2 separate regions of the Mus musculus genome follow, and region 1 is linked to region 2. Evidence: chromatin loops called from intact Hi-C (ENCODE). Cell type or tissue: left cerebral cortex. All regions are shown on one strand. Links, peaks and the distances in the headings refer to the core of each region. The heading gives the core; the rest is flanking DNA. Region 1 overlaps Plekhd1 (pleckstrin homology domain containing, family D (with coiled-coil domains) member 1). Region 2 holds the start of 2310002D06Rik (RIKEN cDNA 2310002D06 gene).

Region 1 (14,308 bases), core at 1-8,000, 220 kb after region 2:
CCAGCAGAGCCTGGAAGAGGCCTAGCACGCGTGAGGCGGTCCTTCCTGTTTCTTCTCATACACCTTCCTGTAGGAGTACCTTTGGCAACGCCTCTCTGTGGGAATTGAGCCTGGAGTTTTGTCCTCTTCCTTTTAAAAAGCTCAGAGCTCTGTTCTTCCCTGTGATAGCTACAGGTTGTGGTTTGAGGCACAAACTATGTTCTATAAAGGATAGAGCAACGTATCTTCCACCAGACCAAGCCAGTACTTAGGAGGAGAAGGACAGTCAACTGCTCCTTCCTGCCACCAGGGTTCTTCGAGGAGTGCATCCGGAATGCAGAGCTGGAGGCCAAGATGCCGGTCATCATGAAGAACTCCGTGTACATCCATAAGGCAGCCACTCGCCGCATCAAAAGCTGCCGATTCCACCGCCGCCGGTCCAGTACTTCCTGGAATGACAGTGAGCACCCCCTGTCCCCCGGTGGGAGACAAGGCAGGAAGCGGGCAAGTTAGAGAACAAGTAGACAAGGCTGGACAGTATGTCCTTGAACGTGGCTCAACCAGCCTGGGGGCAGGAAGGACCAAGAGAAACTCAGCAGCATGTAGGACTGGGATGAGGGAGGAAGGGTGGGCTCAGCATGGGGGGGATGCTATTCATGGGCAACGGGTTCTCATCTCTACAGTGAAGCCATCCCAGTCCTTCATGACCTCCCAGCTAGAAGCCAACAACATAGAGGAGCTGAAGGAGGTAGCCAAGCGGCTAAGCAGAGACCAGCGCTTCCGGGAATCCATCTATCACATCATGGCTACCCAGCCTGGGGCCTCTGCACTTCCCCGGGGAGGAAAGTAATGGGAACTCCTACTCCGGCCTCCTATCTTTCCTTGGTGGGGCAGCAGGGAGGTCTGACGCCCCTGGGTCTTCTCCACCAGAGCACTGCTGGGTGTGAGGGGGCACCCTCATTCTCGAAGGAGGCGATACCCCCTCTGCCTCACCCAGAGCCCTGACCTTGGAGGTCAGAAGAGAATATTGGGTTCCCTACAACTGGAGTCGTGGATGGTTGTAAGCTACCGTGTGGGTGCTGGAAATCAAACCTGGGTCTCCTGGAAGAGCAACAAGTGCTCTTAACCACTGAGCCATCTCTCCATGCCCGAGCCCTGACTTTGGGTCTACCCTAGGTGAGGTGGGTCCACACTGGGTGCTACCTAGTTGCCATGATGAGGCCTGGCTCTGTGTGGTATATCTGTTGGTCAAGAAGATAAATTGTCTGTTCCATGAGGACTGAATAGTTCCTCTGGTACCTACCATACCCCTCGGTGACTCTACTGTGCTGACCCTGGTCACATAACACCCCCTAACTCTCTCTTCGTTCCTGATCCTCCAGTACAACATTTGTCCATGCCCTGCACTTATTCCATGTTCTTGGAGAGGGAAAAGGAGGCTCTAAGATATAACCCCAGGTTCACAGCACCCCACACCCTCTCTGCAGTATTCCTGGGGGCTGTCCTGGCTGTAAGGCCACCCAGGCCTCCTATTCACAAATGGGTTTCTCCATATATAGCTCCAGCAACCTGCTGGAGGGTGCAGGAGAAGTGTGGGATCCCACTTTGTTCTTTTCCAGCCCCGATTGAGAGTCCTTGACCCCAGGGTTTCCCAAAGTCCGCACAGCCAGATCTGGAAGAAGCTCCGGTGTTACCCACAGTCAGGCCTGTTGTGACCCTGCTGCCCTGAGAGCGCAGAGGTCTGTCTCTCTCCCAGCTGGCTCACCTTGCTGCCTCCTCTCCCTGCAGCAGACTCACTCAGTGGACCAATGCAGCCAGGAACCCACCACATGGGAACATGGGCCTGTGGGGAACTAGTAGCCATTGTTTGGTAGAGCATTGTCAGAGTGACACTGTAACACCAGCCTGCGGGTTTTATGGAAGACCACTACCCTTCAGGAGGCCAAGGACTGAGGCGTGTGCTCCTTATCTGTGACAGTCTTTTGGGGCCCATCCCTCAGAAGCTGCCTGAGTCTATCAGTCTCGACAAACAAGACTTGGGGAGGGGGCGGAGATGTGGACAGTGGTTAAGAGCACTTGTTTCTCTCTTTCGGGGCACCCAGACTTGGTTCCCAGCACCCACATGGTAGCTCAAAACCAACCATATGTGACTTCATTTGCCAGGAGATCCAACACCTTCTCCTGACCTTCACAGGCACCGGGCACTCACATGGTACATGTACATACATGCAGACAAAACATCCATACACTTACATCTTTTTTTTTTTTAAAGACCCTTTAAAAGGGGGCAGGGTGCTAAGACAGTGCTAGATCAAAGGCATCCATTTTCTGTCCAGAAGACTGAAGCATCTTGAGGAAGGGACGGAAGTAGCCCCGTGGAAGAACCCTTGTCAAGATCTGAGCTGCCCTCTTCTCCGTGGTCCCTTCTTGGTGAGGGTGGTCTTAGGTAGGGTGTTTTGGAATCAGTGTGTCCGAATGTAAATATAAAGCTATAAATGTGTATAAACCTGCATAAACCCAGAGCTTGTCTGCAAAATATGAATGTGGAATGGACTTTGAAATGAAGAGGCATAAAACTAGATTACTGGTTTCCTTTGTTTTTAAAGAATTAATAATGGCTTGCTCTAGGAGGAAATTTCAAATGCATTTGGTGTTCCTGGTCAAACTATTAACCTGAGGCCTGGGCTTCAAGCAAACAAGGCAATACTCTACCAACAGAACTAGTACATACCAAGCCCAGTGAATTATGAAGGATGGAAACTCCCTTTGTAGACCAGGTCTGCCTGCCTCTGGCTCCTGAGTGTGGGGATTAAGGGCCTGTGCTGCTGCTGTGACCACCATCACGGGATAGGTTCCCGCTCTCAATGACAATTGAGTTGGTTTGGGTTTTGATTTTCTAAGGCAGGGCTTTTCTATGTAGCCCTGGCTGTCCTGGAACACAGAGATCTACCTGCAGAGTGCTGGGATTAAAAGTATGTGCTACCACTGTAATTACATTTTAACACGAATCTGAGAGTAGACAGACTCACATCTCAGCAGTACTTTCTGAGGACAAGCACCAATTCCCTAGTTCATTTTCTCTTCTTCTCACCCTGTACTTTCTATGTTTCAGGCAAGCCTAGGTTACCTCTAATCATATCTAACAGCAGATACACACACAAACGTGCGTGCACACCAGCCAGCATCCTTGTATGAAAATATGGAAGCCTGGAATTACTTACTGGAAACAAATTGACGTGATATATAACATTAATATTATATAATACGTTCTAAAGGTAACTCTTAATTATTGGCCAATTAATTGTGTTACTTCCTGGCAGTGCTTTCGAAACAGGCAGTGGAGTCATTCCTAGAGATGTGCTGCCCCCTGCAGGCCACCCATGGAATTGTATCATCCTGTCCTGCATGTTCCAGCTGAAAACCCCACAGCTTACCTCCTGTGACTGACTTCTTAATAATTAACTGAAAACTATGTGTTTCCACTGTGAGGTCCTGGATGCCTCCATGTTATAAAACCATCAGGGTTTTCCTCTGACTTGAGTATAGAACAAAGGCACAGCCTGAAAGAGACAATGTGCCTGTTAGCTTCAACACTCACACCAGGACTGGACGGTCTTCCCAGCTCTGTTTCATAATCAGGAGAGGCAGAAATGAGTTACTGGATTTCTGCTGTTCGGATAGTTTCCTGCAGAAGTGAGTTACTGTTATTCAGTTAGTTTCCCGGCTGAGGAGGTGTGTCGTGCAGGCTGCCCTGGTGTTTACCATTTCCCAGAATACCCAGAGGCTCCCCATGTATTTGCCTATCATGAATGTCCCCGTGAGGAAGGGCCGCTTGCCTCTAATGCCTTCCCACAGTTTAATGCTTTTCTTGTTTCTGTGACCAATTACCAGGTATGGAACAAGAAACGGATTATTTTGGCTTGCTGTGCGAGACCCTTATGGTGGGGATGCCATGGCAACGGAAGCTTGAGACGTCTGGTTGTGATGGTGTCACCTCAAATGAGAGTCTTCCTCTTGGGGCGATCTTTGCCCAGGACAATCACAATTGGAATTCTCCACTTCTTTCCCTGTGTCTATAGTCCGTCCATAAGGGCTTTTCTCTATGTTTATTGAAAAGCACAGAAACATGGTATAGGAAGGACTGAGGGAACTTTTGACTTCCTTCCTTCCTCCCTCCCTCCCTCCCTCCCTCCCTCCCTCCCTCCCTCCGTTCCTTCCTTCCTTTCTTCCTTTCTTTTTTCTTTTTTCTTTTTTCTTTTTGAGACAGGGTTTCTCTGTGTAGCCCTGGCTGTCCTGGAACTCCCTTTGTAGATCAGGCTGGCCTCGAAATTTGCCTGCCTCTGCCTCCCAAGTGCTGGGATTAAAGGAGTGTGTCACCACCGCCCGGCTAAGATTTTATTTATTTTCTGTATATGAGTACAATGTAGCTGTCTTCAGACACACCAGAAAAGGGCATCAGAACTCATTACAGATGGTTGTGAGCCACCATGTGGTTGCTGGGAATTGAACTCAGAACCTCAGGAAGAGCAGTCAGTGCTCTTAAGTGCTGAGCCACGACTTGTATTTTTTTTAAGCTAGAGTTTACAAGGGAAGAATTTAGTTTATTGAACCCCAATGACCCAGAATAGCACTCAAAACTGCAAACAGATGTCACCAACCTATATCCACATGTTGTTCCCAACATTTATGTTGGACAACTAAATAATTGTTTCTGGTGCTGCCGCTTTTTATCTGATTTAACTAGTGTCTCTGTCTCTCTGTCTCTCTCTCTCTCTCTGTCTCTCTGTCTGTCTCTGTCTCTCTCTCTCTCTGTCTCTCTCTCTCTCTGTCTCTCTCTCTCTCTGTCTCTCATACACACCCACATTGTTCTGGGTCAGGACAAGTCAAACAGGAGAGGGAAGGAATGTGGTCCGAGAGCAAAGCCATGCATTCAGTTTAGCTTGTAAAAGTGGGTTAGGGTTATAGGGCAAGTCCACAGCCTTAAGAGGGCTACACTGGCTTCTTAGAGCAGGATGAACAGGCTGAATACACAGTGTGAAACAGGTTGAGTGCATAGCTTTATGTGGTCTTATTATTAACTTGGTTACAAGGGCAGCAAAAGTTCAGTCTCTGAAGACAAGAGTGTTTTCAGAGGCTGGGCAGCGCTGGCCCACGCCTTTAATTCCAGCACTTGGGAGGCAGAGGTAGAGGCAGAGGCAGGCGGATTTCTGAGTTCGAGGCCAGCCTGGTCTACAGAGTGTGTTCCAGGACAGCCAGGGCTACACAGAGAAACCCTGTCTCAAAAAACAAAAAAACAAACAAAACAAAACAAACAAACAAACAAAAAATAGAGAGTGTTTTCAGAGGAAGCTGTTCCCACAGCTGTCCCACTGCCTTTGTAGCAGCAGGAAGCAGGGAGCCAAGGATGCTACTGTTTAGTATTGATTGATGTTGGTCCTATGGTGGAATAGAGATAGAGAAACTCACCAAGATGCTAAGCCATCATTTTTCCAAAGGACCAGAGGGGTCAGCCTTCTTGGAAAAGGCTGACACCCAGCTAGCTCACTCCAGTTACTTTATTCAAACATTATACAAAAAGTTAATCTGGACTGAGAAAGGTTCCAGCTACCAAGGTTATCTTGCTCTTGCTTCCCGTGAGAACCGATAACCCACACAGATCTCAGTCCCTTTTGTCCATGGCTAGCCATAATCAAAAGTAAGAACTCAAGGTTTACCAGGAGTGCCTTAGGACCAAGACTGGCGCAGCTGCAAGTTCCCACATGGCAGCAAGTGCAGATACGCCAGAGAGACATTTCTTCAAGGTTCAAACCCTCTCCAATTTCTCAGTCTCTACTGATTGACCCAAACATTGCAAAGGGTTTGCTGAAACATTTCACAGCCAGACACAAAGACCTTACTATTCATATCGCTGTAGTTTGGCTCTATACATTCAGGTCCAGACTCCAGCCTCTAGAACGGCCCCACCCACATTTCAGGTGGATCTTCCAACCTCCATGAATTAATATAGATCATCTCAAACAGACACCATCAGAGGTTTGTTTCCATGGGGATTCTAAATCCCAGCAAGTTGACAAGATAAACCAACATACCTCCCAAAGACATGTTAAAGAAAGCAAGAGACTTTGGAAAGCACAAATGTTCCAGCCGAGGAACCTGTCTCAATTTCTGGAAAGAGGCAATACTCTCAAACCATTAATCACAGTTTAGCCTGACTTGGGCAGTCTGTTTGGAGGACAAATACATGCCCCAGTCTCAGGAACAGCCTAGGGTGTCAGGTGTGATCTAACCAGACAGCAGCTGGTAAACTACTAGGCAAAGCAGTTGGTCAGGGAGCCCTGTGCCCCTGCCAGAGGAAAGCTCCTCAGATCTTCAACCATCTGCAGAGTCTCCTCAAAGTCAGAAGCCCCACAGCTCTGACTCAGGAAAGAGATAATGGCTTCTCTCACCCCACTTCTTGTGAAGGGGTAGAGCAGTAAGCCTTTGAGGGAGGATCAAGAGGATGATTCAGCCTGGTAGAAAGAGAAAGCCACTCCATCCAGTGGGGTTGAACGAAGGTCCTTCAAAAGTTTAGGGCACACACCAAGCCCAGGAATTCTGAGATAGAGCTTAATAAAGCAAAGTCCTTGGTGGCTGTCCCTGTATCCCCCCACAGTTGGAAATGCAACCTGTTCTGTGTCTCTGTGGCTTTGCTTAGGGGCTGATCAAGGGGAAGCCAAGGTGACTTGGCTACTCAGAGACAGAAGCCATCTCGGGCTCCAGGGCACCACCCAGGAGACAAAGAGAGAACTACAGTTTGGAATCATGGTCCTAGGGGACCTGACACCTGCTAATCCTGCTCTGAGCATTCAACCCATGCCTGTTACCCTGTCCCAGCCATGGCTGGTGGGCTTGGGGTGTCTTTTTTTTTTTTTTTTTTTTTTTTTTGGTTTTTTTGAGACAGGGTTTCTCTTTATAGCTCTGGCTGTCCTGGAACTCACTCTGTAGACCAGGCTGGCCTCGAACTCAGAAATCTGCCTGCCTCTGCCTCCCGAGTGCTGGGATTAAAGGCGTGTGCCACCACGCCTGGCACTGGCTTGGGGTGTCTTAAAGGAGACTTTGTCCTTTGCCAAGCAGCAGTTGAGCTGACAAGACCTCAGGAGGACCTTGCCTCTCTCCCTACTTCTGTGGAGAGGTGGCCCTGATAGAGAAGGCAAAGCCTCTGCTGGTCACTTGCTGGCCATGTGGCATTGGAGAGCCACTCTTTATAATGATTTCTGTATCTATGTATGTTTATAATTGCAGGAGAGAAGTCTCTTTACTCTCATAAGGTCACGTAGATGACTATGGAGACTCCCATAATCCAGGATTTTTCTGCTCTGTAGCCTGTGACTGCCACTAGAGGTCAGGAGAGCCAGGCCCTCTAGGAGGATGCTCTGGTTAGTTGAACTAAGTGCCACACTGTCCTCTAACTTATCTGAAAAGTTTGAGCCAGGTGTGGTGGCACACGCCTTTAGTCTTAGCACTGGGCAGGCAGAAGCAGGTGGATCTCTGTGAGTTTGAGGCCAGCCTGGTCTACAGAGTGAGTTTCAGAACAGCTAGGGCTACACAGTGAAACACTGTTTCAAATCAATTATTTAGTTAATTAATTTTGGCCTTGAGATGAGAACAGGAAAGACAAGGAAAAAATAATCAATGGAAATGCCCATTGCTGCCTTCACCCCATGTCTGAGGCTGTGTGCCTATCTTTATTCAGTCAGCATTTATTGTGATTCTCTGGCGTGGAGTTGCACACCTCCATTGTCTTTTATTGGGCTTTTTATTGAGGTAAAATATGCGATCAAAATTTATCACTTGAGCCGGGCAATGGTCATTCATGCATGCCTTTAATCCCAGCACTCAGGAGGCAGAGGCAGGCTGATTTCTGAGTTCGAAGCCAGCCTGGCCTACAGAGTGAGTTCCAGGACAACCAGGGCTACACAGAGAAACCCTGTCTTATTTGAACCCCTTTTCTTTATTTTTGCTTTCTTCTTTTTCTTTTCTTTTTTTCTCTTGTCTTGTCTTGTCTTGTCTTGTCTTGTCTTGTCTTTTTGGTCTTTCAAGACAGGGTTTCTCTGTGTAGCCCTGGTTGTCCTTGAACTTGCCCTGTAGTAGATCAGGCTGGTCTCAAACTCAGAGATCTGCCCTCCTCTGTCTCTTGGGCATTTGAACCATTTCTACACATGTGACTTAGTGATGTTAAATATATTTACATTGTTGCGCAATCCGTTTCCAGAATGCTTCATTTGGCAAACCTCAGAACCCGTTAAGAGATGATCCCTGGCCCCACTCCCTGTGCTGGCAAACTCCATTCTACTTCCTGTGTCTACGGCAACTTTAGACACAGACCCAGGAAGTGGAACAAGGCAGTATTTGTCATTCTCTTTACATGTTTGTTTATTTATTGAGTGCTGTACAGCACACATGTGGAGGTCAGAGGTTAACTTGTTGGAACCAGTTCTGTCCTCCACCATGTGGGTTTCTGGGATTAAACACAAATCTTTGTCGATCTCTGTGTTTGCTCCCACTGATGAGCTGTCTTGTGAGCCAATTTTTGTTTGTTTGTCTTGTTAAAGATTTATTTTATTTTGTGTGTGCGGCTGCTTTGCCTGCACGTATGTGCGTACAGTATGCGCATGCGTGGTGTCTGAAAGGTGCCAGGAGAAGGCATTGGATCTCCTGGAACTTGAGTTACAGATGGTTGAGAGCTACCATGTGGGCATTGGGAACTAAGCCAGGGTCTTTTGCAAGAGCACCCAATGTTCTTAACCAGATTTTTTTCCCCACTAGCTTACTTCATTAGCATAGATAGCATCCTCGAGGTTCAACGGTGTGTCAGGATTTCTTTCCTTAAATAATATCCTATCACTTTAAAAAAATAAAAGCGAATTGAAATATTATTCTGACGAGTTGTTGGCCAATGGAGGGGGCCCTGTCTGTCTCACAGGTCAAAGGTTCGCTGCCCAGTTCCTACCCTTCTTTTCTTTAGGATTTCCTTCACTCTGGCTTCCTGCAGTTTAGGTAGGGATGCTTGGATGTCCACTACCGTCTTCTTCCCAGCAGATGGCAACATGCTGCAGATTCTGGTGGGAAAGTGAGCTGGGGCTCCGGCAGCAGGGGGAGGGCGGGCTTTGTGACTGCACAGCGCTGCGTGATTGGCCTGGGCTGATCTGTAGGTCATTCCTTCCTTTAGGATAGAAAACAAAGGCTCTGCTTTGACCGTCGTATACCTAGCACATTATAAACCGGACCCTTTCACACTGGTTTCTAGTTTGTGGTCTCACAACATCCCTTTCCTGGGTTTATATAATAAGGTCCATAGTGGCTAAGAACTTGCCCGAGATCACATGACTTGGAAATGGAAGTTCAGGCCCTTGCGCTCAAGGCCAGTGTTCTTTGTAGCACATCCTGGAAAATATAACATGTATTGGAACATCATTATGACACGCGTGACTGTGGATGCTCTTTTCAACTCACCCCCAGTTCTGGTCTAGATTGGAGCTTCCCATCCCTGGAGATGCTTCTCAGGAAACAAACAGTGGCGCATGCCTTTAATCCCAGCACTTGGGAGGCAGAGGCAGGTGGATTTCTGAGTTCAAGGCCAGCCTGGCCTACAAAATGAGTTCCAGGACAGCCAGAGCTACACAGAGAAACCCTGTCTTGAGAGAGAGAGAGAGAGAGAGAGAGAGAGAGAGAGAGAGAGCAGCCACATTCACCCCGCCACGGTGGTGGGGGGGAGGCGTTTGTCCTAATTGTGTTGGGGGTGCTCGAGGCAAGAGGGCGTAGGGCAGAAGTCTACTTACCATTTGTTGTGGGCACAGAGTGTTAAGACGGTAAGTATTGTGAATTTGTCAGGCATATGATATAATTGAAGGAGAAATACCTTCAAATTCAAAGTAATGAGCCCCTCAACAAAGTGGCTAAGTGGTCCTGGGCCTGCCATCCAGGGTGAAGACCCAGGATGCTACCTTCTACTAAGCATTTGGTAATGAATTGAATGAATTGATGGTTGAAGGCTGGCACAATAAAACCCACTTTTTCCTTTCATTAACAGAAGAAAATAATTACCACATTTCTCATTTGGAAATTCCATTGTGGCCTCCGGCTTTGCCTAGAGTTTGCTTCTGATGAATGATTATCTATGCAAAGAGGGAACATTTGGGTTCAATTTTAAAGAGACCTTTTATGAGATAGTTGCTTTAGAGTGTGGCTGTGAGGGCTGAGGTTGTGGCTCAGCTGGTAGGGGGCTTGCCTAGCATGCCCACAGCCCCGAGTTCAAATCCCCAGTATGGTATAAACCAGAAGTGGGTGTGTGTGGCTGCTATCTCACTCAGAAAGTAGAAGCAGGAGAACCAGAAACCCGAGGCCACCCTCAGCTGCCTGACAAGATCGAGGCTGGCCTGGAACAAACCCGAGAACTTGTTCATAAAACAAGCAATAACAAAGTAAGTATGGAGGTAAAAGAAACCCTTAGGAAGGTGGCCATTGCTCTTCTTATAGATTTGTGCGCTGCAGCTTTCCAAATATATACTGAAATCATACATTCAGTCCTGTATTTCATGATCTAAACCAACAAAAATATTGTCCATATTGTTCAATTAGCATTCTACACAAACCCATTGTTGTTTGATGGCCATTCTCTGCCTTTTATAGCCACCTGTCAATTCCTGTCATCTCCTTCTTTGAAGATTTAATATTTTTATTTTATCTGTCAGGTAGGGGTGTGTGTGTGTGTGAGTGTGTGTGTGTGTGTGTGTGTGTGTGTGAGTGTGTGTGTGTGTGTGAGTGTGTGTGTGTGTGAGTGTGTGTGTGAGTGTGTGTGTGTGAGTGTGTGTGTGTGAGTGTGTGTGTGTGAGTGTGTGTGTGTGAGTGTGTGTGTGTGTGTGAGTGTGTGTGTGTGAGTGTGTGTGTGAGTGTGTGTGTGTGAGTGTGTGTGTGTGTGTGTGAGTGTGTGTGTGTGTGTGTGTGTGTGTGTGTGTGAATGCCATCTCATGTGGGTGCCTGCAATGTCAGAAGAAGGCATTGGCTTCCTCGGAGTTGGAGTTACAGGCAGCTCTGAGCCACCCAGCGTGGGCGCTGGGGACATGACTCTGCTCCTCTGTAGAAGCAGCGAGCATCCTGAGCCACTGAGCCACCGAACTAGCCTCTCGCCACTTTTTTTTAAAGGTTTATTTATTTATTATATGTAAGTACACTGTAGCTGACTTCAGAGACTCCAGAAAAGGGCATCAGATCTCGTTACGGATGGTTGTGAGCCACCATATGGTTGCTGGGATTTGAACTCATGACCTTTGGAAGAGCAGTCAGTGTTCTTAACTGCTGAGCCATCTTACCAGCCCTCGACACTCTTTTAAAATCAAAATCCTTTGAAGGAGCCAAGTGTGGTGGCACATACTTGCAATCCCAGCACTGGGAGGGTGAAGCAGGAGGATTTCTGTAAGTTTAAGGCTAGCCTGGGTTTCTTAGAGAGTGCTAGCCCAGCTGGAGCTATATAGTAAGACCTTGTCTCAGAACAGAAAAACAAGAATCATGTGAGGAACATTCTCTTGTTGTTTTGTTTTTATTCTTTTGTTTTTGTTTTTGAGAAAGGGTTTTACTGTAGCCCCGGCTATCCTGCAATTCACTCTACAGGCCCGGCAGGCCTTGTTTAGGAGTGGTACTAAAGCTATTTTGCAGTCAAATGTTTGGTGACTACTCATGGGTACCACTCACCACTTGGTTGCTTCTCTCACAGGGATAGAATCTTGGTTGACTTCCAAGCATTCACCCCTAGAGGAAGGTGAACTCGATTCCAGCTCAATGACACATCCTAATTGAGCCAATGTAATCATGGAAATTATTCTTCTCTGCTGGAGATAGTGCTTTGGGGGGAGGCACATGGCGACGAGGATGCCAAAGAACCAAGTCTGCCAGAGGACTCCTGGGAAAGCAAGCCATAGGAAAGCTACAGTCCCTTCCCTCCACTGACTCTGCCCTATCTACCTATCACACTTGGGTCCATGAAGAAAAGTGACCTGAGGACCATGACAGTGCATGCAGGACAGCCAAACAGGGGTGGAGCCTTGGTCCCCCTCCCCCCAGAATTGCTGAGTTACTGATGTCGTTCCCACATCTAAGGGCTCTGGCCCTAAAATAGTCAAAAAGCATTTTTCAACCACAGATTAGAAACGAGACATCCACTCATTCCTTCAATGAATATTCATTGAGGATCAAAAGCATATTTTTGAGAGTTCTGGCCCATTTCCCCTGCAATTCAGTCTCTAAAATTGGAATCTCCTTTGAGACACTCAACATGGGTGCTGGGAACTGAGCTCAGGTCCTCTGGAGCAGCAAATGCCTTAATCTCTGAACCATCTCTTTAAGCCCTAGAATTGGAGTGTAATGAGAAGAGATTTAAGTGTTTAACCTTGAACATTAATAGAAAAAGACTCTTGGGGAAAAGAAAACTACACCCAATGTAGGCTTCTCCAGAGTCATGGCTGTTTTAATAATAGTCATATGCCAGGTGTCTTTAATCCCAGAACTGGGGAGACAGTGGCAGGCACAGATCTGAGTTTGAGGCCATCCTGGTCTACAGAGCCAGTTGCAGGTCAGCCAGGGCTACACAAAGAAACCCTGTCTTGAAAAAAAATATACAAAGAAACAAACAAAAAGGAAGAAAGAAACAAAGGAAGAAAAGACAGTTCTAAGTGAAGATTTTATGTTATAATTTAATTGCCAGTACTTTGATTTCTTATGGGTACATCAAAACAGTATGTCGTGTCCTCTCTGGTGTCTTGGGCTGGATGGTACATATATGTTCTATAGGCTGAACACTGTTACAGTGCCGGAGTTAGCCATGCGTAAATGAGGCCACGCCCAAGTTAACTGTACAGAGCCCTTTACATGGCATCCAGAGACCTGTGCAACAGTCACTTTTCAATGATCAACCTTAGGTTTCCAGGGTTACTGCTGGGGTCTACATCTCCAGTTGCTCATAAGGATTGTTCCTGTTTGTTGTGCCTGGAAGTGGCCCAGAGCACTGCTGTTCTCATTTCATTGGTTGAAGCTCTCCCACATCTTTTTTTGCAGGGGAGTTTGGGAAATGTAGTCTGGCTGAGGGACACTGATGGATGCAAGTGACAGCTGTGATGCACGTCGTAAGCAACTCCTCGGAGCGGAACCGTCCCAACAGCCCGGAATGGTCCAGAGGCGAGAAAACCTCAACCTGTTTATCTTGTTGGTCTCTTTGGGGGTTCGTGTCCTGAATGAGATGCTTGAGGCTCACAAAACTGGCTCTAGGTGGCTGACAATGCTTATCATAAACCAGGAATCGCTTCTGGGGACATCTTTGGGTGGAAGAGGGTTTTCAGAAGTGCAGCGGAAGCTGGGTCCTAACCAGCTGGCTCCACCCACTCTGCTGGCTCAGAGGGGCTTGTGAGAGATGCCCGTTGTTTGTTCAGTGCAGTGTTGTTTTAGTCGGCCTGCCCCAGCATGGAGAACAGAGTGGTCCTGCCAATAGTCCACTGAGACAGTCCCTTCTCCCAGTTTTCCCAAGACTAGCAGCTCCAAACTCTAACACTCCAGCCTATCTGCTCAGCTCCGATCAGCTTCTTATCTGTCCTTAACAATGTTTTCTGTACCAACTGCCTCTTCTCTCTCTGTGTTAGCCCAGTCCCCTTTCTTAGCCTCAGTTGGCTTTGTTATACCCTGTCCTGTTCCCAGCAATCCAAGAGGAAACCAACACTGAGGGTCATAGGGTCAAGTAGTTCTAACACCTAAGAAAAAATTTAAAGGCCAGTTGACTAGCAACTGGGGATCCTTCAAAGGGCTAGGTGCACAGGATAAATCACACTGAACTGCCCCACCCTCCCCAGTGTTTCGATTACAAGTATTGTCACCAGTCAGTGAATACTCCCTGAATGAATGACAGTGACCTCGTCTTTGTTCAGGTTTACCATGTTTCATCTATTTTTGTTTTGTTTTGTTTTAGACAGGGTCTGACTATATAGCCCCTGCTGGCCTGGAACTCACAGAATTCCAGTTGCCTCTGTCACCCAAAGACTTGCCTGGCCCATAAGCTGCTTGTTTAAAACTTGTTCCCCCTCCTTCTGAGCCCCTTCATGTGTTTGTACACATGGACATGGATACATATACATGTGCATACATACACACATGCATATACACACATGCAGACATACATGCATACATACACACACGTATGATGGGGCTGATCTTTTGTGCATAAAATGGGATAAAATGTGAATCAGAGCTCAATAACAAAGACCTGCTTGCTATAAGCACCAACTTCTCTGGGAAGGAGGAATGCTGGCTT
Region 2 (14,976 bases), core at 2,437-10,436:
GGGCCCATTCCAACTGTATTACTTGGATTTATTTTACATGCTTGAAAATGTTCTCATTCAATGCATACAGGACCAAAGGCCAGCTTGCTATGGGCTTCTTCCCTGTCCCAGGGGAAGTCCTTTTCTGGAAATGGGTGTTCAGCTGGCTGGGCTGACAAGCGCTGACCCTTTCCCAGGAGAGCTTTGACACATGGCTCAGCCTCTCCTCTGGTTGCATGTCTCTTGTCCTGCTTCTGAGGACCATGATTTCTCAGAGTCTGCGCCCACTTCCTTTGGTGTTCATGTTCATGCAATACTAACCTCTCCTTAGTCCTTAATTCACTCCCAGAGCCATTTGGCCAGGTTTCAGTATGAGGACTTCGCCTCCCCTAGAGCCTGAGACACTAAAATTATCTGATACAATAGAAGTTTAAAAGGGTAATGTTTCACCTTTCAAAATGTTAGACTACTACTTTGAGTATGAAATCAATTTATTAGCAATTAGAATTTTTTCTAAACTATTAGGAAAACTTTCTTATTTTATAAGATCTTAACAAGATTGAAAAGAATTTTATGCCCAGAATCCAACAAGAGTTCTATTTTGGAATTGTACCCAAGTTGCTTATAACTGATCTGACATTGATAAATAAAACAACTTCAAAGCACAAAGCTCAGTGATTGTAAATGTGAAGCTTTTCTTACTAACGTTATGAAATCAGTAAGTATTTTGGGGAGAGTTACTACTTCTTCTGCAGAGTCCCTGCCTCGTGGCAGTACTGTGATACTTATATAGCATGGATACACCATACACACTGCACCACAGCCTTTGGGATGGGTTTGCAGTCCACAAACACTTGTGCGTTTTACACTCTGCCCCTCTGCCCTGCCTTCCCACCTGTCCTCTCAGGCGTTTCTGGATCAAGTCTAGACATCCATATAAACAAATAGTACCAGCTTCTTTTGGGAAATTTATGTTTAATATAGTAGATTATCACAAAGCCTGCGGCACCTGGCTGTGGGAGCTCAGTGAAAAAGCCCAAAGAGGAATGGGAGGCCAGCTCGGTTCTTGGCCATGGTAGTTGTCAGGCTTCCACAAGATGGCACTCATAGATTGGTTTTTATATCCATCCTCAAGAAATGAGCAACTTTGTATACGTAGTCATTTAATATGACTTGTGACCTGTGTTTCAAAATATTTGTAGCTAATTTTGAGTCACTTCTATAGCTTTATAAGAAAACTTTTTTTCTGGAACAAGAGAGATGGGTTCTCCTAGTCCTCCTGATTTGCATAGGAAGAAGTGAGAAATACTGTGAGGGACAATTAAGGTATACTGGTTGCTATGCACTCCAGTGGAGACCCCACAAGGTCCAGTGTAAGAGAGCCATCAGCAAAGGGAAAGCTAGTCTGTGCAACTTATGTCCTTTTAGCTTTTCAGAAGAGCATTGCTGTGTAGATTGGAATCTATAGTCTGAGTCTATCTTGAAATTTTGAGCCTTTCCCTACGAGTGAAAGTTGCCATCTTCAATGAGAAATTTTAGAGTAAACCTATTTTTCTGATATAAAATACGCAAAGCCAGGTGTGGATAGCACTTTTCTGTAGTCTCTATGCATGAGGAAAAAGCAGGAGGATGTCGGATTTGATGCTAGCCTGGATTACACAATGAGTACATGCTCATTAGAGAAGAGCCTAAAGGAAAAGTAACAGTGGTCCATCTCCCTTCCGTTTGGAACAGAGCTAGGCTTTGGTGATGTGCTTAAGAATCTTCATTCCGCCAGGTTGGTGGCGCACACACACCTTTGATTCCACCATCCCAGTATCTCAGCATCCCAGTACTGGAAAGCAGAGGCAGGTAGATCTCTGAGTTCAAGGACAGCCTGGCTTACATAGTGAGTTCCAGGACAGCCAGAAGTATATAAAGAGACCCTGTCTCAAAAGAAAAAATATCAGTATTTTAAAATATGTATATGTATAATATTTAAATTTAAATATAAAGTTAAAATTATCATATGTGTGTGCATGCCTGTGTGTGTGTCTGATGTTTGTATGCATCCTGGCTTTTTTCCCATTTGCTAATATGGCATCACCAAGTAATTTACTTTATCTTTAAGTCTTTGAAAATAAAGTTCTAAAGTGTGCTGGCTCATGGCTATAATCCTAGCCCTTGGCAAGTAGAGGCAGGAAGATTAGAAGTTTAGGCTTATCTTCAGCTACATAGTAAGTTTAAGACTATTTGAGCTACGTGAACCCTTGTCTCAGGACAAAACAAAACAACAGAAGACCAATGAATATTAATGTTAACATGTTTCCAGTAGCTCTTATTTGGTTATGTAGCTCCACACTCTGTTCAAAAGCATGGTTGTTTTGAATCTTTCATTGCCAGTTATGGAGATAAACTTTCTTGTATATTTCTGACTCTGTACTTGGTAATTTCTTTAAGATAGAACTCTGGAAACTGGAGTTGAGGGGAGGTGTCACTGTTGCAGTGGGCACTAATTGATGTTAGCTTGGGAGTAGCATACACCTTAGAGAGTTCATCTTTAGCTCCAAGCGTCCTGTATATGGATTGAGCTATTCTGTGAATTGGGATGGACCCTGTATGCCCTGGCTCTCGTGTTAGTGGCTTTGGGCCCCTTCTTGCTTCCTCCTGTCTACCATTCTTCATTACTATGTTCCCTTCCCTGCTTCTGCAGTCAGTGATTTTTTTTTTTTTTTGGACATAGTTTATTAAAAAAATTTTAATGTAAATTTTTCAATTAAAAACTTTTTTATTTTAAAATAAGGTTATAGATGGATTCTTTTATGAAAATAGATCTGTGTTTAATAACTTGCCATTGTAAAGTGAATGAAGCACACATCCAGGGATTTTCTACCATTTAAGAATACAGCCATAAGTTACTTATTCTTACCCATGTCACGGACGGATCAGATGACAAAATGTGTTTTGTTGAAATAAAGCCCGCTTAATACCCCCATTCTCAGCTCTTAGGAACCCAGCAGGCAGAGACTACTTCAGTTTAGCTTCTTATTTGACCTCTTTAAACATTGAATTCTGATTTACCTTGCTTCCAGGATTTTTTTTCCATTTGTTTATCTTTTAATTTTCTTCACTAGGTCTCATTTAAAATGTACTTTACATTTTTGTATATGGGCTGTTTGTATGTGCATGGGTTCATGTATGACAGACAAGCTCAGGATAGTCCTCTCCTTCTGCTGTGAGAGTCCCTGGGATCCAGCTGGCATGGTGCTAAGTTTCCTCTTCCCACTGAGCCACTGAGCCTTCTCATGGTTTATTAAGGGACACTCCCCAAGAATGGGAGTGAGCAAGTGGAGCCAGGGGAGCAATTTCCCCCAAAGATTTGATAGCTTACTAATTATTATGTATTTGAAACGAATGGGGAGGGGCAGGGGCCCTTCTAGTCACTTGCCTTGAGGGACTAATTGAAGGTCAACCCAAACGTGCTGGAAAATAAGCCTCTTGCTTTTGCATCGAAAAGAAAATAAATGATTCCCCCCTCCCCCACATTGTTGTTGTTTTCAAAAATTGTACAATGGTAATTTTTAGATCTTAAAAAAAATCCATTTTTCTTGAGAGAAATGTGCAAAAAGAGGCTAGAAAGAGGGTGAATCTTGCTAAGACAACACAACATGAGTAATATAAAACTACTTCAGCTTTTATTTTGGATCTAGCTTATTCTTCTGACTCTTGCCAAGTTCCCTATGTTGGACTCTTCCCATCCCAGTCCTGGAGCACAGTGATGGTGATGCCAGCAGACAACCCATGACCCACAGCAGCAGCACCCTTTCCTGCCTCCTGCATGGAGATGCAGTGGTGACCCGCTGAGGCCGCATGCCATTTGACATGCTGGAAAGGCACTGATCACATTTCCTTGTTACTTTATGGCCGTCTCTGATTGGTGGTCCCAATGCTCTGGGTAACTGGACCAAATGGATCATTGTTTTAGAGATAATCAAGATCTGACTTTCTCTATATGGGACTAAGGAATGCTTCTATAACCTAGTTTCTGCGACGTAGGTTGTGGCTTTGCTAATGTATATGTTGCCTTCAAGGCCACTTTTTTTTTTTTAAAGATTTATTTACTTTATTTATGTGAGTACACTGTAGCTTTCTTCAAAGACACCAGAAGAGAGCATCAGATCTTATCACAGATGGTTGTGAGCCACCATGTGGTTGCTGGGAATTGAACTCAGGACCTCTGGAAGAGCAGTCGGTTCTCTTAACCTCTGAGCCATCTCTCCAAGCCCTCAAGGCCACTTTTTATTGTGAAAGGTAGTACATCCTCCAAACTGAACCTAAAACACTTAATTTCCATTTCCTGGGATTTCTCTCCCTTGATGAAAAGGTAACTAGCTGCCTTTCTCTCAATATCACCCATTGCTTTGGGCCTACAGTGAGGCAGATGATCATAGCAGAGAGGGTATGTAAAATCTGTTTTCCTCATGGTGGCTGAGAAAAGATGGGAAGGGGCCAGGGGCAGGTGTAACATCAGGTTGACACCAATTAGTCAGAATTCAAAAAAAAATGACATAGTGAGTGTGACAGTTATCACTGTCAATTAGACACAGCCTAGCCAGGCGTGGTGGCGCACACCTTTAATCCCAGCACTCGGGAGGCAGAGGCAGGCAGATTTCTGAGTTCGAGGCCAACCTGGTCTACAAAGTGAGTGCCAGGACAGCCAGGGCTACAAAGAGAAACCCTGTCTCGAAAACAAAAACAAAACAAAACAAAAAATTAGACACAGCCTGGGAAGCATCCCAATGAGAGTTTGTCCAGATCAGGTTGGCCTGTGGTCAGGGTTGTGGGGGATAATTTTGATTATGACAATCAATGTAGGAAGAACAGTGCCCACTAAGGGCAGCTCCGCTCCCTGGTTTTGCAATCCCGGACTACTTAAAAACGAAGAAAAGTAAGACAAGCACAAAGTAGCATCTTGCACGTGCTCTTGCTGCTTGGACTTTAGATACAAGTAGTTGCTTTCAGTTCCTGATTTAACATTCCTATAATAATGGACCATGTCCTGGAATTATAAGCTAAATAAACTCTATCTCCCCCTTTTAAAAAAATCTGCTGAGTTTATAGTCAGCATTATTTCAAGCACAGTGTGTGGTTCAGGATAATTTTGAGTTGGATTGATTTCCTATATTTTGCTTCTCCAAGGTCTCCCTTGTCAGGCTGCAACATGTTGGGGCACAGTTGGGATCTGACTCCTCAGGTCACCAGGGTATTAAGTCCTGGATAAGAATCAGAAACCAGAGCTAAAGATACGGCTCAGTAGAAGAGTGCTTGCTAGCATACAGTAAGGCCCAGGTTCATTCCCCAGCACAGAACCTCACCATTGAACATACCAGTAAGTAAAACAAAATGAGATAATTCAGAAGTGGTAGGTAGTTCATGCCTGTATTTTGGAACTTGGGAGGCTGAGAAAGGAGAATCACTACAAGTTTGAGGTCAGCTTGGACTCCAGAATGACACCCTGTCTCAGAAAAACAAAAGAAGGGGTCTAGAGAGGTGACTCAGCACTTAAGAGCACTGTCTGTTCTTCCAGAGGACCTGGGTTCTATTCCTATCATTTGCGCGGGAGTTCACACAGGAACTTCAGTTCCAGAAATCCAGTGCGTTCTTCTGGCCTCTGGGCACCCAGCATACAAGTGCTACACAGACATACATGTAGGTAAAACACCTATATACATAATTTTTTTAAAAATGAGTTTAAAACAAAAAATAAAACAGAAAACAACAATAAGAGATTTGAACTTAGCCGTAAGACAATGGGGCTGAGAGAGTTGGAGATTTAGCATATGTGGTTTTAAAGGTGGTGGGCATGAAAGGTTCACTAACAGACTTAACTTTGAAGTTTGCTTTTTTCTCTGTACTCAGTTTATCTATATTGGAGGCTCAGAGAAGAGTGGGCTGATGGCCTTATTCTTCTCCCATTGTCTGCTGGAGGTCTTTGTACTAATCACTTAACTTTTTATACTGATAATATCTAGATTAATGTGCCAAGGGAGAGGCCCCTTGGTCCAAGCATTCTGTACTACATCTACCATTTTAATTAAAGTTTTCACCTTGTAGCACTGGCTGGCCTGGAACTCTGTACAGACTAGGCTGACCTTGGACTCACAGGTCTAGCTGCTTCTGTCCCCAAGAGTTACGATTAAAGGCATTGGGCACGTTTGTTTGTTTGTTTATGTGGTTTGAATATGCTTGGCCAAGGAGTGGCGCTATTAGGATGTGTGGCTTGTTGGAGTGGGTATGGCCTTGAAGGAAATGTGTCACTGTGGGCATGGGCAATAAGACCCTCCTCCTAGCCATGTGAGAGCCAGTCTTCTCTTATCAGCCTTCAGATGAAGAGGTAGAACTCTCAGCTCCTCCTGTACCAGGTCTGCCTGGACATTGCCATGTTCCCACCTTGATGATAATGGACTGAACCTCTGAACCTGTAAGCCAGCCCCAATTAAATGTTGTTCTTATAAGAGTTGACTTGGTCATGGTGTCTGTTTACAGCAGTAAGACCCTAACTAAGACAGTTTGTTTGTTTGTTTGTTTGTTTGTTTGTTTGTTTTGAGAGAGGCTTTCTTTGTATAGCCACAGCTGTCTTAGTACTAGGTCTGTAGACCAGGCTGGCCTCAAACTCACAGAGATCCACCTACCTGTGCCTCCCAAGTGCTGGGATTAAAGGTGTAAGCCATCACCCACCAAATTGAGTACTTTAAAAGGAAGACATTAAACCAAATAGGTAAAAATAGTCTCTGATTAAAAGAACAAAACAAAACAGTTATATGAATGTTGAGAACCCATGGGGCCTCCATGAGCCCTCGATGTGAATAGCTCACAGGGAGCCTGGGAAGGGTTTCTGGCTATGCCAGTGACTTCGTCCTGCTCACCTTTGCGCTTGCTTGGGTACCAGCTAGACAGACATGGACAAAGGTAATGTTTGCATTATTAGCTGTGTAAAGACTCCACTGTGAACGTCATTCCTTCTGACTTAGAAAATGTATTTCCTAATCTGTCCCTGTCAGGCTTCATTCCAGTCCCAAAGAGGATGCTGACGTTTTTCTTTTTGAAACACAGATTTGTACCAATATGCTTAGTTTGAAACTTTTTCACAGTCACCTGGAAAAAGATAGAAGTCTCAAGTTTCTACCAAAAAGCATCGAGTACATTGTTCTGCCCTCTCTTATACAGGGTCTCTTACTGAATCTTCTGCTCTATCCCACTGAAAGCCTTGGTCTAGCGCAATGTCTCTCAAACCAAGACTGCAGTGTTTGGGCCTGGAGGTCTGTAAGCCCACGCCATAGCACATATGGCTTCCTCTAAGCTCTTGGATAAAATGAGCAGGACCAGAGTTGGCTCAGAAAATGAGCAGATGATGGCTTGGGGTTAGCTTTTCTTTTTGAAATGTTGCACAAGTGCAGAGCACTTAGCTGCCGCCCCCCTCTCCAGCCATCAGTAGAGCTTGACCTTGGCCAAGATTTTGCCTCATCCTCTCGGCATTTAAGCATAGAATTGCGTTTCAGCTGTGGAATGCTTAACCAAAAGCACATGCTGTGGTGGCAGGTTCCAAAGAACAAGTTTTGCGAAAGCCCAAAGAGCATTGTTCTCTCAAAACAGCAGCTTCCTCTGGACTGCCCAGCACACCTCACACCAGCGGTGCTTTGACTCGCTTGTACACAGAACTGGGGGTTATTGTTAATACCCTATTGAAGTGCAGTGTAGGTGCCATACATACATTCGAAGAAGACATACATTTGAAGGATATAGCTTGATGAATTTTGACAGATGTGTATGCCCATATAACTGTCACGGGCTAGAATTTAGGCCAGCCTGTTGTGTGTCAGTAGTCCCAGCGTTTGGGAATCCCCCTGTCTACTAAGCAAGTCCCAAGCCAGCCAGGGCCACATACCAAGACCCTCTCTTAAAAGAATATTAAAAAAAATTAATAAAGATTGGCAACATAGCTCAGGGACAGAGAACTTGCCTAGCATGAAGCCCCGGGTTCAATCCCTAGTATGGTTTTTAAAAGGGGACAGGAAGAGGTTTTTTTTGTTTGTTTGTTTGTTTTTTTTTTGTTTTGTTTTGTTTTTCAAGAGAGGGTTTCTCTGTATAGCCCTGGCTGTCCTGGAACTCACTCTGCAGACCAGGCTGGCCTCGAACTCTGAAATCTGCCTGCCTCTGCCTCCCGAGTGCTGGGATTGCCCGGCAACAGGAAGAGTTTTAACCGTCCTTGTGTTACAAACCTCTAGGGACCAGAAGATTATGTATTCACCAAGCTGAGGTCACTAAGACTGTAAGTCTGAGTCAGAGTTGCTGAGGATTTGGTAGTGGAGTCTAAGCATTTCTCTACACTTAGGGATTATAGAACAGTTCATGAAGTTTGATTTTAGTAAGTTATTAACTACAAATAGGTGCTATGTGCACATAGAATAGAATTTTTTATGGGTGTTTTCTTACACATATGTGTGTGTGCCATGTGTATGCCTGGTACCTGCAGAGGAGAGAAGAGGGCTTCAGATGCCTGGGAACTGGAGTTACAAAGGGTTATAAGCCACCATTGAGTGCTGGAAATGGAACCAGGTCCTCTGGAAGAACAGCCAATGCTCTTAATCACTGAAACATCTCTCCAGCTCCTCCTATTCTGTATATGTTTGAAATTTTCCACTAAATTCCCTACATTCTTTAGTAGTAGTTCCCATAGCACATCCACTTATATTCCTGCTAAGTGATGCTTAGCCCCTGAAACCTAAAACCAAGATACAGGCGAGTCTCTACACAGGGTCCTCTCCTGGTCTTCAAAACTAGACATTCTGATTCAATTTACAAACATGCTAACCGGTAGTGGTGCACTCCTTTAATCCCAGCACCTGGAAGGCAGAGGTAGGCAGATCTCTGAGTTCCAGGCCAAGCCCGGTTTACAGAGTGATCACGTTCCAGAACAGCCTGGGCTACACAGAGAAGCCCTGTCTGAAAAATCATAAAAAGAAAAAAGAAAAATTACAAACACGAGCTGGGATAACTTCACTTTCCCAAGCCATCCTTCTCTTTGAACATAGGGTTGACCTCAAATTTATTTTGAAAAGCCAATTTCTCAGGCAAACTGATTTGTACAGTAAGGTCTACACACATAAATCTCATACAACCTTACTGAGCCATATTCCCAGCCTGGCCATAGAGCCCAGGAAGGGGGGGGGGTTCTCTTCCCACCTCCCCCAGGAGGGAAGGAAGCAGGTATGACTTTCTGTGGCCATTTCCACCTCCTGAACTTTGCACTTCCCCTGTGGTAGGTGGTTAGGGGTCAGCTTCAAGTTGACACTTCTGAAGACACTCACACACAGTTTAGGGAAGGGAGTGGCGCTGCTGGTGTCTTCTCAGTTCCCTGGCATCCTCTCCTCCATATGACCACCCCAATCCCTCACTCCTCTAAAACATGCCTGCTGTCAAACAGCCCTCCTGAGTGTGGCCTTACAACAGCCCTCACAGTTGAGCAGCGTCTGCCTTCTGACAAGCTTGAAGGAAGTTTTGGAGGCTCGGAGGCTGTGTTCAGTATGCTAACAGTTGAGTGTGACCTGGTGGCTTAGGGGTGGCAGCGAGATGAAAGGAGAGGTCATTGGAGATAGGGTGGGTTCTTCCCGCTCAACCTGTGGTGGCTGCTGGACTGGTTCCCTCAGCCTTTGGCTCCAGCCTTTTCTGGGCAGGGAAACAGAATAAGGCAAAGTGCCTGGTCTGTTTTAAATAGATTCTGCTTGCTGTAGCCAATAAGCACAACAGCTTGGAAGGTGAGTGACCCTTCCCAACAGATTTATGTTGCTCCAACGCTCTTGCCTCCAGCGCCACTCCAGCGCCTCCTGCCCTCCTCGTTGACCTGACTCCACGGTCTCTCCCCAGGCTTGTCTGGCTTTAGTGCTCTTTACACTTTTATTGGGTTTTGCTCTCTGCTTTGTCTCTCCCTGAAGCTGTTTTTCCTGTGTCCTCTATCTTTCCATCTCTGCTTGTGCCTTTGTGGTCTGCGTCTGCGCTGGCACATACTCATCCCCGTCTGCTGCTGCTTGTCTGATTGTCATAGCTTTTTGTCCTCCTGCCCTCATTCCCCACAGCCTCCTTGGGGGGGGAGGGAGGACAGCCTAGGCCCTCTCGGGCTTGTGTGCAGTTGGTGAGACAGCCGAGAGTCCACTCACTGCAGTGACAGGCTCTGGAACCAGCGGGTTCATCGCTACCAGGACACTCCAGATTGAATATGGATTCTGGGCCCTGTTTACAAGACATAGGAATAACTTGGGGTGTTTAAACTTTGATCTCTAGATTCCTAGTAAGAACTAATTCATAGGGGGAAGCTGATATCTTTAACTTACAGTGCAGGTGATTGGCTGTGGGGATATAGTTAAAGGGGAATTACCCACCTTGAACAGTCTCAGCTGTGGACTAATGACAGTTCCAGACTGGGAAACGGACCTCAGTGATGGCAGCTGTTTCTTGGCCATGTGCCTGTGCAATAAGCGGCACCAAAGAAATCAGAGTAGGACAAAGAAAGACAAGGACAGAAAAGTGATGGCCATTGCCATCTAAGGCTATAGTAAGGAAAGGAGACAGAAGGAGGAGGCTGGGTAAGGAAAGAAGACAGAAGGAGGAGGCTGGGTAAGGGCTCAATAATTAGGAAAACGGATGGGGCGCCAATACAGGTGGAGGGTGGGGGTGACAGGCACAGAAGTTGGTCTGAGATGCAGCAACCTGGCTCTGTCAATGGAGCCACGCACTGCAGGCTGCGGCCAGGGAAAATAGAACCTTTCTCCTTCTCCCCAGTCAACTTTAGCTCTAGTACCTCTTTTTCTTTTATACTTACATCTTCATGTCACATCATCAGAAAACAAAGCAAAAAAGAGGCAATCTGCCTTCGAGAGGAAATAGTAGGGGCCGGTGAATTTATGGTTGGTATGCTTCTCCTTTGCTGACTCTGCTTGTCCAGGAGCTGTGGAGAGGCAGCCCTTTGCTAGAGTGCCTCAGTAGAATCCCTGTGCGGCATGATAGCCCAGTAGAGTGCCTGCAGCCAAGTAGCCAGTAGCAGTGTGCATCCATCAAACGTCTCCAGGCCAACTCCAGGCTGGAGAGTGGGGATGGTCCAGCAGGGGTCCAGTCCCATCACTGGGCTCCTGTTCTCCGGGAACTGAAAGGGAAAAAAGGCACAAAAGTATATGCAGTGCAAGACTTGCTCCCATTCCCATCCCCAGGTGTCCTCCTCAGAGCCATCCCTGAACACCCCAATTTCTGAATTATTATTATTATTTTTTGTCCAGTATCTCCTTTCTAGGTCTGGTATAATCTGAAAGATGTCAAGTTCTTATTTTTCTTCTTCTTCTTTTTTTTTTCATGAGTATTTGTGTTCACATATGTGCAGGTTCACACAGATATCTCTACACATGCATGTCAAGGTGCAAGGTTGATACTGGGAATCTTCTTCAGTGTTCCACCTTGTTCTTCCAGGCAGAGTCTCTCAAACCCAGAACTCCGGGGCTTGCTCCAGGGATCCCAGTTCCTTCCAACACTAGAATTACAGGCAAGCTGCCATGCCCCATCTGGCATTTATGTGGAATCTGGAGCTCTGAAATCCAGCTCTCTTGATTACATTTAACCACTTTAACCACTGAAAATCTTAATCTTCCCATCTCAGGTTCCAGATTCTTGATCAAGTAGAATATTATAAATCATCCAGGTGTGTGTGTGTGTGTGTGTGTGTGTGTGTGTGTGTGTGTGTGTATGTGTAAGATGTTGGGGGAAATCAAAGGACAAAGAAAAGTGCATTCTAGATTAGTGCTAGTAATTCTTTCCAGGACAGGAAATCGTTTAAATACTAAGCAAGTGAAATCTTAAAATGCCAGTCCTAGAAAGGCCATTTTAAGTGCACTTGAGACAAAGAACTGCTCTTCTTTTAAAGACTTATTTCATGTAGGAATGCACTCTACAGATAGTTGTGGGTGCTGGGATTTTACTTTTTTTTGTGTGTGGGGGGGTGGTTTCAGGGCAGGGTTTCTCTGTGTAGCCCTGGCTGTCCTGGAACTTACTCCATAGACCAGGCTGGCCTGGAACTCAGAAATCCACCTGCCTCTGCCTGCCAAGTGTTGGGATTAAAGGCGTGCGCCACCACTGCCTGGCAGGGATTTTAACCTGGGTCCTTTGCAAGAACAATATTACTGCTAACTGGTGAGCCATCTTTCTAAACCTTCCCTTTTGGAGGGTGGGGGTGGGGTGGGGCTAGTTTTAGAGTCACAGCTGTCCTCCTGTCTCAGCCTCTCAAGTGCTGAGATCACCAGTGTGCATTAACACCCACCAACAAAGTCCCATTTTAAATGCAAGAGGCCCAAGTGTGTTACTTCTCCAGGATGACCAGGTTGGTGATGGCAGGTGTCCCACTTCCCAATTGCTACAGCTCCCTCCACTTTTAGGTAGTGGTCTTTGTAAAGATAAATGATTCAGAGATAGAAGGAAATACAATTAGATACAGATTTTATTTTTTTCTCTAGTGAACAATTGTGTGTTACTAATAACTAGTAATTACAGGAAAGAAATCAGTTATTTAAGAAAAGGTATGAAGTCCAATTTTAGTAAACAGACCGCATATATTTCTGCACATATATCCATACACACAGGCACTTGGAGGGGACAGAGACAACAACTACAACAACAACAGACTCTTGTCTGCCTCTTTTGTTGGACTGCAGGCTGAGATCTGGGGCCATGCAGAGGCATAGCACCTCCACTAAGAACTACAGCCTGTGGGTGTGGGAAGCAGAGGCGGGCATTTTCTTGTTGGGGATGAGAGAGAAGTGTCCATGTGGACTAAGGACAGCCTGAGAATGGACACAGGGCAGTGATGCCGAGAGTGATGAGAAGACATGAATAGAAATAGCTGCGGCTGCTGCTTCTGAGCTTCATGCCCCGAGTCCCGACAGCCAGCCCAGCTAGCTGTTTATCACCACCTACCCTGAGGAGACACCCCACGGTTTATAACTACTTATATGCTGATAAAACGGGATGATGCTTTTTAAAAGTCTTTTTTTGCTCTGGCATCAGCTCCAGACACTGTGAGCAATTTCAGCATCCAAACCAGACTGATGAGCCTTCTGATGGCTTTGGAGGTGGCTCCAGTGAGAGAGGACATGCACAACTGTAAACACTGGCTTGTAAAACCCTCACTTTCTCTGAATGCTGAATTCTCAGGCAGCATGGGTCTGGTGTTACACACCTCCCGCATTATCATCATCTTCCTGTAGGGGAATAGAAATTATACTTCAGAATACCTTGGCAATCTTGGCTAGATGAGAGCTCCAAAGTATATACCAAGCCCAGAGTATCCCCATAATTTCTGCTTTTGAGCTTTATGAAGACAGGTGCCATTGGACTAAATGAATGCAGGCCAGGAGTCTGGGCTTCTTCACCTTGCATTCGCTTTCGTCTCAGGCCCGATCCCTTTGACCCTGAACTAAAGTTTGTAAGGCCAAAGGCTAGCAGCTCTTTCCATGTTCCAACTGATAAGAGCCCTGATAAATAAGTATTCCTAAGAGCCTTCATCCAGAGCATGACAGACATAGGAAAAAATGACAGTCCTTCATCCTCACTCAGGGATCCAGAAGCCATCGTTTGTGATGTGCATGGCTTCTCCTCATGCCTAGGTACATAGTAGGCACCCAATACTTTGTGACTGTGTGATGTGTGTGGCCTCTGTGCATGCCTGGGTGCTGGGTACGTGATAACCACTCTGTGCTGAGTTTGTCTCTTAGGCTTCTGAGTTTTCATCTCTACCTGACTGATTCACGCATTCTTCCAGAGATTAGATAGCCCCAGAGAGCGCAGGTTCAACTGAAGATACTTCTCAGCCCTCCCTCCTGAATTCATTTCAGTTCACGATCCCCTTAAACCAGAGGACGTCTCTAGTAGGCAGGAAATTTATGTTATTCTGAAATCCTCTCTCTTACCCACCACCCATGGGCAAATCTTTTGCATCTCCCCTCTTTCTGTCCTGCTCTAGCCACAGTCACTGCCCTAATCCAGGCTAGACACATTGCTGGGAAGGCTACAGTGTTACTGTGATCCTCAATCAGTAGTCTTCAGTCTACTCACTATACCTCATAAGCTGCTAATGTCACACTGGTGTGTTTGTCTTTCCTGAACACGTACAGATTTATTAGGGTACAGAGGATTGTCCCTTGCCCATGGCATCACCACCACTGTCCTTACCATGGTAAAGTAAACTCATGTATACCATTTCCTGTGCTCCCAGACACAGCAAGTCTGCCATCCAAGGCTCAGCTCCCAAACGACTTCAGGATAGTGACGGTGCTCCTCTGTGCTTTTATCGATCCGTATCATCTTATGATTATGTGCCTTTTCCTGCTGTTCATTCAGGGGCCTCTCAGGGGCTAGAACCAAATTTTATTCACTTTTGTATTCTCTAGGACTGGCATGGTAAGTACTCAAGGAAGAAAGGAAGAGTCTAGAAATGCTACCACAACAGGAAAGAAGACACTGGATACACCATCTCAAAAGGCTACTTGACATTGTTATGAGATAGAAAATGGTGGCACGTGGCTAGCCAGACTGTCCCTATTCTTTTATTTGCTCAATTACCAAATCTAGATATTTAGTACATATGTTGAGAGTGTCAGCACTGTACTAGAAACGCACAATACATTACAGAAAGCTCCTGGTTGGGCATTCTGATGGGCCATGTGGTCTCCTGTAAGAATCTTGGTCACTTAGTTCTCTACAGGCTGTGGGAAAGAGGCAAAGGAGAAGGTAGAGTTAGGATGATGGGGGGTTTTAAGAAGGACTTTGTCTCTAGGACTGGTTCTACTGATTACTGGCTTTATTAATGCATTTCTTTTTAAAATGCATCCTTTGCTGTCACTAAAGAATATTTTGACACATTTCTAATTAGCTCAAAACCTCTGCATCCAAATTAATCCCAATGCAACAGCTGGCTCATTTCAC

What was found. A loop is a pair of places that touch in the nucleus more often than their neighbours do. Peaks named below come from ENCODE experiments on the same cell type or tissue, not always from the same donor. Only the 100,000 strongest peaks of a DNase experiment are listed, where the experiment ranks them.
Region 1: it touches region 2 in a loop (3-fold over the local background); 7 of 42 quality-filtered maps call a loop at or near these places.

Annotation. Positions count from the first base shown.
Region 1 is chr12:80,721,657-80,735,964 of GRCm38, forward strand. It overlaps Plekhd1 (pleckstrin homology domain containing, family D (with coiled-coil domains) member 1), which reads left to right. Exons shown (of 13, transcript NM_001177503.1): 12 at 290-439; 13 at 663-2,560. The coding sequence ends at 829. Among named protein-coding and RNA genes, the nearest start is that of Gm51986, 9.4 kb to the left of the region's middle. In left cerebral cortex, for the core only: CTCF peaks have their summits at 3,360 (motif pointing left), 6,743 and 7,359 (motif pointing right); DNase peaks (open chromatin) are centred at 3,355 and 7,341.
Region 2 is chr12:80,497,475-80,512,450 of GRCm38, forward strand. Gm26777 (a long non-coding RNA gene) reads right to left here. Exons shown (of 5, transcript XR_381753.4): 3 at 10,835-14,405; 4 at 10,395-10,479; 5 at 9,677-10,245. It overlaps 2310002D06Rik (RIKEN cDNA 2310002D06 gene), which reads left to right and starts at 9,732. Exons shown (of 3, transcript NR_045490.1): 1 at 9,732-9,773. It overlaps Exd2 (exonuclease 3'-5' domain containing 2), which reads left to right. Exons shown (of 9, transcript NM_133798.3): 9 at 1-661. In left cerebral cortex, for the core only: no CTCF peak of the experiment used is centred there; DNase peaks (open chromatin) are centred at 7,295 and 9,647.